Regions from separate parts of the Homo sapiens genome. Here region 1 is linked to region 2. Evidence: chromatin contacts called from ENCODE Hi-C or POLR2A ChIA-PET data. All regions are on one chromosome and are shown on one strand. The core of a region is the stretch at or near the end of the contact, and the rest is flanking DNA. Distances in the headings are between cores, read along the strand shown. Region 1 holds the start of SNF8 (SNF8 subunit of ESCRT-II). Region 2 holds the start of LINC03057 (long intergenic non-protein coding RNA 3057).

Region 1 (5,115 bases), core at 2,536-5,035, 300 kb before region 2:
CAAGCAAGCCTCCTGCCTCGGCCTCCCAAAGTGTTGGGATTACAGGTGTGAACCGCTGTGTCCAGCCAGCTCTTTTTTTTTTTTTTTTTTTTGCGACAGATTTTCACTCTTGACGCCCAGGCTGGAGTGCAATGGCACAATCTCGGCTCATTGGAACCTCCATCTCCCGGGTTCAAGCGATTATCCTGCCTCAGCCTCCCGAGTAGCTAGGATTACAGGCATGCGCCACCATGCCCGGTGGCGCATTTTTAAAAATAAAAAAATATTTTAAAAAATTAGCCAGTGTCGTGGCATGCGCCTGTAGTCTCAGCTACTCGGGAGGCTGAGGCAGGAGGATCGCTTGAACCCAGGAGGCAGAGGCTGCAGTGAGCCGAGATCGCACCACTGCACTCCAGCCTGGGGGACAGAGTGAGGTTCTGTCTCAAAAAAACAAAAATACTCTACCCTTCATTATTTCGCCAATATCGTCTTCATTCTGTGGCCCCCCTCTCTGAATGGCACTACCATGTTACCCCAGGTAGAATACTGAGCATCTCTCGTCCTTGTCCCACCCATGCCACCCTATTTGTTTTACCACTCTTTCTTTCTTTCCTTCCTTCCTTTCTCTTTTTTTTGTTGACATGGAGTCTCACTCTGTCGCCCAAGCTGGAGTGCAGTGGCTCAATCTCGGCTCACTGCAAGCTCTACCTCCCGGGTTCACGCCATTCTCCTGCCTCAGCCTCCCGAGTAGCTGGGACTACAGACGCCCGCCACCACGCCCAGCTAATTTTTTTGTATTTTTTTTAGTAGAGATGGGGTTTCACCGCATTAGCCAGGATGGTCTCGATCTCCTGACCTCGTGGTCTGCCCTCCTCGGCCTCCCAAAGTGCTGGGATTACAGGCATGAGCCACCGCGCTTGGTCCTTTTTTTATTTTTTTTTGAGACAGAGTCTCGCTCTGTCGCCCAGGCCTGAGGGCAGTAGCACAATCTTGGCTCACTGCAACCTCCGCCTCCCGGGTTCAAGCGATTCTTTTGTCTCAGCCTCCCGAGTAGCTGGGACTACGGGCTTGTGCCACCACAGAGACAGGGTTTCACCATATTGGCCAGGCTGGTCTTGAACTCCTGACCTCGTGATCCACCCGCCTCGGCCTCCCAAAGTGCTGGGATTACAGGAGTGAGCCACCGTGCCTGGCCTCACTCTACTTTCTTAATATCTCTTGGATTTGTCCCATTCTCGCTTTCCTTATTGCCACTGTCTTTGTTCTGGCCCTCATCATTTCTAGTTTGGATTACTACAACTGAGATGAATTAAATCCAGGCTGCCACTGAGGCAGGAACATAGGGTCTAGAGGCAGGCAACTCACTTCAGCTATGAGAGGAAATATCCTTTTCATAGGGCATACACTGGGTAAATGGGACTGTGTAACTTTACTTCATCCTTTTCATTTACATAGGGCGTGTGTACCCCAGGTAGAGGGCATTTAAATTCACAAAAAACTCTGTAACAGAACCTTTGAGCCCCTATGCTTGGGCCCGCTCCCACGCTGTAGAGTTTTCTTTTCTTTTTTTTTTCTTGAGACGGAGTTTCGCTCTTGTTGCCCAGGCTGGAGTGCAATGGCGCAATCTCAGCTCACCGCAACCTCCTCCTCCTGGATTCAAGCGATTCTCCTGCCTCAGCCTCCCGAGTAGCTGGGATTACAGGCATGTGCCAGCACGCCTGGCTAATTTTGTATTTTTAGTAGAGAAGGGGTTTCTCCATGTTGGTCAGCCTGGTCTTGAACTCCCGACCTCAGGTGATCCATCCGCCTCGGCCTCCCAAATTGCTGGGATTACAGGCATGAGCCACGACGCCCAGCTGAGTTTTCTTTTCTTTGCTTTTTTTTTTTTTTTTTTTGAGATGGAGTTTCCTTCTGTTGCCCAGGCTGGAGTGTAATGGTGTGGTCTTGGCTCACTGCAACCTCGGCCTCCCGGGTTGAAGTGATTCTCCTGCCTCAGCCTCTCAAGTAGCTGGGATTACAGGTGTGAGCCAACACATCTGTCTACTTTTGCATTTTTTTTAGTAGATAGAGGGTTTTACCATGTTGGCCAGGCTGGTCTCGAACTCCTGACCTCAAGTGATCCACCTGGGTCAGCCTCCCAAAGTGCTGGGATTACAGGCGTGAGCCACCGCGCCCGTGCTACTTTCATTTTCAATAAATCCCTTAATTCCTTCCTTGCTTTGTTTGTGCGTTTTGTCCAGTTGTTTGTGCAAAACCCCAAGAACCTGGAACACCCTCCACCGTTAACATATTTTGGCGAGCCAGCCAGGAGGAAAATGTAAGCCCAAAGTTTGGGATTTATTTTCCCCCTTTTTCCTTTTCCTTTCTACTCCATAAAGGGGAATCTCTCCCTCTCTCTGTCTTCCTTTCCAACCCAGGACCGTTGGTGGGCAGCGCCCAAACATGGAAGCAACTGCAGGTTTTTGGCCATGGCCAGTGAAACTAAGGGGTTTCCATGTGGAGAAGCCTAACTACCACCTCCTGGTTCGCTTAAGGAACCTGGGTCTTTTTCGTTTTTTTCCTTTTTTTTTTTTTTTGAGATGGAGTCACTCTGTCACCGAGGTTGGAGTGCATTGGCAAGATCTCTGCTCACTGCAACCTCTACCTCCCAGGTTCAAGGAATTCTCTGCTACAGCCTCCCGAGCAGCTAGGATTACAGGCACCAGCCACCACGCCCGGCTAATTTTTTGTATTTTTAGTAGAGACGGAGTTTCACCATCTTGGCCGGGTTGGTCTTGAACTCCTGACCTCGTGATCCACCCGCCTCGGCCTCCCAAAGTACTGGGATTACAGGTGTGAGCTACCGCGCCCGGCTACAGATGACTGATTTTATCTCAAACAATGAATAACAATCATAAATGATATTTATTTGTGTGCCAGGCATTGCACTATATAATTTACTGCTTTTTTTTTTTTTTTTTTTTTTTTGAGACGGAGTCTCGCTCTTGTTGCCCATGCTGGAGTGCAATGGCGCGATCCTGGTTAACTGCAACCTCCGCCTCCTGGGTTCAAGCGATTCTTCTGCTTCAGCCTCCCGAGTACCTGGGATTAGATGCGCACCACCACGCCCTGCTAATTTTTTTGTATTTGTAGTAGAGACGGGGTTTCGTCTTGTTGACCAGGCTGGTCTCGAACTCCTAACTTCAGGTGATCCGCCCGCCTCAGCCTCCCGAAGTGCTGGGATTACAGGCTTGAGCCACCGCGTCAGGCCATGAGTAGGTATTATTCTATTTCACTACAGCGGATAGTGAAACATAAAGACATTAAAATAATTTGTCTTAAGTTCCTGGACCATATGTAGTGGAACTGAGCTTTGTAGCCAGGCAATCTGTCTTCAGAGTTCAACTTAACTTCAAGGCGCTTGGTAGTCAGAATCCTTTGTATGTGATTCCAACAGGTTAACTCCTTTAGGGCAGAGGGCTGTTTTATGCTCAATATGGAACCTTGGATGGCCAACACAGCGTGTGGCACGTAGGAGGTGGTCCAGGGGCATTTGATGACCTCCAGGCAGTGGAGAGGCAGTCGAGGAAGACCAGGGCCCCAGGCGCCTACGTGGGTGGAATGCACAAGGTTGGCCTTGGCTGCCGGGGCTCCATGTCCCAGCACTAGCCAAGGAGGGCCTCAGCCGCGCTTGAATACTCGTGCTTTCCTCGCCGCGAGGCTTTGCGAATCTTGGCCACTAGCTAAAGGCGGGGTCGCCGGGCCGGTAGGAACTGGAGACACTCAGCCTCGCGGCAGGAAATGCGGCTCGTGGCTTCCGGCGCGTGCAGATGACGCGCGGCTCGGGCTTCCGCCTTGGGGAGCCGGCGGCGGAGTCCGGGACGTGGAGACCCGGGGTCCCGGCAGCCGGGCGGCCCGCGGGCCCAGGGTGGGGATGCACCGCCGCGGGGTGGGAGCTGGCGCCATCGCCAAGAAGAAACTTGCAGAGGTGAGCAGGAAGAAGGCCGACCCACAACCTGCCCCTGACCCGTGCGAGACTGAATTGTCCCGGAGCAGTGTCCTACCCGTTAATCACCTCCCAACAGAATCTGAGACTGGCTTCTCGGCCCCGGGACACAGAATTTCTCCAGCTTCCGGTGGATTGGCAGCGTTCCCAGATGCCCAGCCCTTTCTCCCATTTACCCAAGTTTAACTACAAATGGGATTCTACTCACAAATCTACAGTCGTCGATTCTACTCCTTCACCCTATCCTTCTCCCTAAGAAAACAATTTACAGAGATCCTCCTCTTTTCATCCCAAAGCTGTGGCAGCACAAATGGGGGAACCCAGCGCCCACTCTGTGTTTTTTTGTTTTGTTTTGTTTTTTGAGACAGAGTCTTGCTCTGTCGCCCAGGTTGGAGTGCAGTGGCGCGATCTCGGCTCACTGCAACCTCCACCTCCAGGGTTCACGCCGTTCTCCTGCCTCAGCCTCCTGAGTAGCTGGGACTACAGGCGCCCACCACCACGTCCGGCTATTTTTTTGTATTTTTAGTAGAGACGGGGTTTCACTGTGTTAGCCAGGATGGCTCGATCTCCTGACCTCGTGATCCGCCCGCCTCGGCGTCCCAAAGTTCTGGGATTACAGGCGTGAGCCACCGCGCCTGGCCTCCAGCGCCCACTCTCTTAACTTATGCTGGTCTCTTTGTCTGACAGGCCAAGTATAAGGAGCGAGGGACGGTCTTGGCTGAGGACCAGCTAGCCCAGGTAAGTCGGTTGGGGGGCCCCAGGCAGGGAGGGAGACCTAACCAGGTCTGGCCAAGACACCTTGGATACGAACTTGATTGTGTAGATTGAACTAGAAATAGGGTGTTTGGCAAATTTTGATTTCTGAGCCGCTGAGATCTTTTAGGTGACTTGCTAATAACAATAATGGCTAACATCTTTGAGTGATTACATGCTTGTAACGTCCCAGGCATTTGTCTATTTTCTTTACATAGACTGTCTTGTTCAATCCTCATTACAGTCCCATAAGGAAGGAACCCTATTATTCTGAGGTGTTTGTTTGTTTGTTTGTTTGTTTTTTGAGGGAGTCTTGCTCTGTTGCCCAGACTGGAGTACAGTGGCACGATCTCGGCTCACTGCAGCCTCCGTTTCCTGGGTTCAAGTGATTCTCCAAC
Region 2 (4,586 bases), core at 1,146-3,645:
AAAAAGTAGAAAAATAGACCCAAATAGAAAAAATTCTGGGGCCGGGCATGGTGGCTCACGCCTGTAATCCCAGCACTTTGGGAGGCTGAGGCGGGCGGATGACCTGAGGTAGGGAGTTCGAGACCAGCCTGACGAACTGGAGAAACCCCATCTCTACTAAAAATACAAAATTAGCTGGGCGTTGGCCGGGTGCAGTGGCTCATGCCTGTAATCTCAGCACTTTGGGAGGCTGAGGCGGGCGGATCACCTGAGGTCGGGAGTTCGAGACCAGCCTGACCAACATGGAGAAACCCCGTCTCTATTAAAAATACAAAAAATTAGCTGCGCATGGTGGCACATGCCTGTAATCCCAGCTACTAGGGAGGCTGAGGCAGGAGAACCCGGGAGGCAGAGGTTGCGGTGAGCTGGGATTGTGCCATTGCACTCCAGCCTGGGCAACAAGAGCGAAACTCTGTCTCAGAAAAAACAAACAAACAAAAAAACAAAAACAAAACAAAACAAAAACATTTTGGAAGCAAAATTTAGTTTTGTCATATTTCTATATTCATGTTTACGTGGATATAGAATAAAATTCCCATTTGGATGCATTTTTCTCTCAGCGGTTCAAGCTCAACAGAACCTGCAAATGAGAGGAGGCTGCAGAAGCAAAGCATAAGAAGACATATCATGGCTAGGAGCCGTGGCTCACACCTCTAATCCCAGCACTTTGGGAGGCTGAGGCAAGCGGATCACCTGACGTCAGGAGCCGAGACCAGCCTGGCCAACATGGTGAAAACCCGTCTCTACTAAAACTACACAAATTAGCTGGGCGTGGTGGCACACACCTGTGGTCCCAGCTACTCGGGAGGCTGAAGTGGGAGAATCGCTTGAACTCAAGAGGCGGAGGTTGCAGTGAGCCGAGATTGCACCATTGCACTCCAGCCTGGGTGACAGATCAAGACTTCATCTCAAAAAAGAAGACACATCAATCCTAAATCTAAATGTGGTACACACCTAGGAAGACACATCAACCTTAAATGTACACACCTAATAACAGAGCTTCAAAAATATATGAAGCACCGAAAATGATAGAATTGAAAGGAGAAATGGACAAATCCACAATTATAGTAAGATATTTCAACAGTTCTCACTTGGTAAAATCACTTGTAAAATCACTCTGCCCATTTTACAGAGGAAAAACTGAGGCCTAAAAGGAGAAGGGGTGGGGGCTGAAGTCAGTGGCAGAGCCAGGCTTAGGACACAGAGCTCAGGCACACCTCTACATGCCCCCTGGACAACCACCTGCAGGAAGGGACTGGATTGTGAGGGGGTGTCCCCAGTCCCATGCAGGTTGAGGAGGAAGCAGGGTCTCAGGGCTGAGGTCAGGGAGGGGGGGCACTCCTTAGAGACCAGACAGCCAGGAATGCCACTGTTTGTCGTAGTTTCACTGATTTTAAGGAGGTTAAACCTCTATTTGGGTCTCAGAAATAAAGAGAAGAGCCTGCAATTCCAGGATAGCACGCTAACGAAGGGCCAAAACGCAAAGGCGTCCTGAGGGCTAAGATGGAAAGTGAAACTTTCAAGCTCCTTCTCTAACCTTGGCCAAGGTCGTTCCCTCTGGGTTCATAGAATAGGGAGGAACCCATGTAAGGCACAGGGAACAGAAGAAAGGAGGCAGGTAGAGGGACAACCTTCAGCCTGGTGCAGCCATCCCGGTCGAACAACCCCAGGCAGGAGCCGCTCGGTGGCCGAGGATGGCGGGAAGTCGCTGGGCTGCGGCTGGGGCGGGAGGTGGGCGGAGGAGGGTCCGGCGCTCTCTTTCTCCGGATTCGGAGCCCTAAGTGTGGATCAGTCGCCTCCCGCCCAGGGTGTGAGCGCCCCCTCCCCTTCTCAGCCTCCTTCGGCCTCGCCCCTCCCTCTCACATTTCCAACTCCCAAGGATAACTTGTCGCTCGCTTCAGACGCCCATGGCTTCTTTCAGCCCCTGGGACTCAGCTTTCTCCTCTACCTCTTTTGTCTATTTGTGCATTTGATGTTTCTCTGGGCGCGCCCTTGGATCTGCTTCTCTCTTGCCTTTTATATTCTCATATTCTCATATTCTCTCTCTCTCTCTCTCTCTCTCTCTCTCTCTCCCTCCCTCCCTCCCTCCCTCTCTCCCTCCCTCTCTCCCTCTCTGCCTCTCTCCCTCTCTCTCTCTTCTCTCTCTCTCTCTCTTCTCTCTCTCTTCTCTCTCTCTCTGCTCTCTCCGGCCATCTGGGCGCTGCTCCTCCGCGCCTCTGGCCTCCCCGCGGCGCGCCAGGCCCATCTCCTCACCAGCCGCTCTGGGATCCGACGGCGCCGTGGGTGGGGGCAGGTGAGACGGCCGAGCCCCGCCCGGGCGGAGGCAGGAAGCGCTCTCGCCTATCCCCCTCCCGGACCCTGTCCTCGCCCGCCACTCACCGGCGCCAGGGGAACGCAGGAGCGTGAGCCCCTTCGCGCCCCCAGCGCCGTCGGCGTCGCTGCCCCAGACACAGACACTGCCTCGAGAGGCCTCACAGAGGCGGGGGCAGAAGGCGGCGACCCAGAGCCGCCACATCCCCCGCCTTGGGCGCCGTCACAGTCCCCAGACGCCCTGGACTCCTGCAGTCTACGAAGACGCGCGGGGGACGGCGTGGTTCCGAGAGGTAGGTGAGGAGGCGGGCGCAGCCCTTCCTCTCGCAGCTGGGGACTGCGGCGTGAAAGGCCCCTCTCCAAGCTGGGCAGCCCCGTGGCCCGAGCTTTCAGGACCAACCGCCCGTGGCAGGCGTGGGCTTCCCGGGGCCACCGGCTTAACCTTGATCTCCAGACCGAGGCAGCTTCCCGGGTAGGGCCTCGGGGCGCACCCGAAAACGCCTTGGCCTCCCTGTCCGCTGGCACCCGACCCTACCTCTCCAACAGGTGTGTGTGTGGGGAAAGGGGGTCGCCTCCCCTCGTTCTACCGGAAACCCTGGCTCCCCAGAGCCGAGTGCTCAGTGCCCCGCCCAGCCTGAGGCCCTGCGTCCTGGGCCTCCTGCTCACAACCCCGGATTCCAGGCGGATGCCGTGAGAGAGGCAAGGGCCAGACGCCCTGAGCAGCCTTGGGGGTGAGGAATCGCTTGGGATGGAAGAAGGGCCACTTTTCCTAACGGAAATTAGGAATTGGCCTGGAACTCTTGGTCTAGACAGAAGCCCCCAGCTCCCCAAGGTGCAGAATCAGCTCTCCCGCGCGCTGTCTCTCTAGCTGCCTCCTGGCGTGGAGGGGGCAGAATACTTGGGGGAGTCTCTTGCTTTGGCTTTTGGGGGCCTCATAGGTTTTCTTCCCCTCTGGACTGTGAGCAGCCTCCTGCCTGAGAGAGCGTGTATCTGAATCTAAGGAATGCCAGGAGACGCCATCTTATTTGAAACCCACACTCACAAAAACGGGGCATGTGCATTTTTGTGGAGGGACCTGTTGTTTATGGGAGTGGGCAGAGGGCATCCAAAGGATTTCAAACTGTATGGACTGACTCATGGGTCAATACAAAAATTATTCGCCTTTGAAAAGGCATGTAAAGAAAAGCAAGCATAAAGGGGTGTGCATCGTGCATCGTGGGTATTGTGGAGTCTGAGAGGAATTAGTAACTCGCCGGAGTCGGCTAGGAATCTTATATGACAGCAACTGTGCCTCTCGGAGTAGTCAAGCACCGTTTAAAGATTGAGGATTTATACAGACATGCGAAAGAGATGTGAAATTATGTGCTCCCAACTGTGCTCAATAATAAAGGCAGTAGAAGGGAAATTCATATTTTCATCTATATGCCTCCCCCCTCGCAAAGTAGAACATTGCATGGTATATTTCACATAGTCCACATACCAGAGGCGGAATGTGCAACTGACTGCCCAGGACTGTGCTTTCCAGTACAAATGGAAGCACAAAGATGCCTAATGGAGAAGAGTTAAGTGAAAGTTCTCTTTTCTCAGTGCACTTCCCTAACCCTTTGAGGAAGCAAGTCTGGGGGGCCTTTCCTGATAGGATCTTCCCTCCAAATCCCTTTTGGAGCTGGAGCTCCTCTCTTTCCCTAAAGTCTGGCGCACTTGGCTCCAAGTCCCCATTTCTCCAGTCCAGAAGGGATGAAGCCTCCTCCACCCCAAACATATAGCCTTTGGCTCGCTGGGAGGAGAATTGCTCACCTTCTGCGGTGGTTTAGAACACCACCCTACACAGGGATACACATACACAGTGCCCCAGAGGAAATGCAAAGAAAGGTTTTGCTAGTCCAAGCAAGGTGTTGTGGGAGACCTCAGAGACCCTTAGAAAGAGCCTCACTCCCCACACTGCAACTTGAAAGACCCAGGACATCCCTCCCACCCCCAGGACAGACAGGGTTCTCACCAGCTGGGAACGCACAGAGCCCGTGACAACAGGAGGATCTGTTGGGCTGGGAACTTCACATCCCACCCACCCTGCCTCCAACTTCTTTTTTTTTCTGGCCAGATTAAAAGTCAAGCTTAAAGTGCTGTTGGGTTAGAGAGTTTCATTGTTTTAGTCTATTGGTTTCTCTCCCTCATTTTCTTCTCCCTCATCTCCCTTTTACTCCCAGGTTTTGCCCATTTTTTTTCTCTCTCTCCAC

The links. A loop is a pair of places that touch in the nucleus more often than their neighbours do. ChIA-PET counts read pairs that join two places held with the same protein, here RNA polymerase II (POLR2A). Pooled maps may share reads with other maps.
Region 1: a loop to region 2 is called in a pooled map, with 2.1 times the contacts of the local background. The contact joins the promoter of SNF8 here to the promoter of LINC03057 in region 2. A Hi-C loop is called at or near these places in 1 of 50 pooled maps. POLR2A ChIA-PET finds 5 or more read pairs at or near these places in 3 of 52 experiments (HEK293T, Panc1 and activated CD8-positive, alpha-beta T cell).

Annotation. Positions count from the first base shown.
Region 1 is chr17:48,943,512-48,948,626 of GRCh38, reverse strand. It overlaps SNF8 (SNF8 subunit of ESCRT-II), which reads left to right and starts at 3,785. Exons shown (of 8, transcript NM_007241.4): 1 at 3,785-3,946; 2 at 4,652-4,702. The coding sequence starts at 3,893. RefSeq lists a silencer at 3,843-4,072.
Region 2 is chr17:48,644,661-48,649,246 of GRCh38, reverse strand. It overlaps LINC03057 (long intergenic non-protein coding RNA 3057), which reads left to right and starts at 2,395. Exons shown (of 2, transcript NR_186590.1): 1 at 2,395-2,642. LINC02086 (long intergenic non-protein coding RNA 2086) reads right to left here. Exons shown (of 8, transcript NR_189645.1): 1 at 2,885-4,586. RefSeq lists enhancers at 1,602-1,811, 2,702-2,751, 2,190-2,858 and a silencer at 2,302-2,481.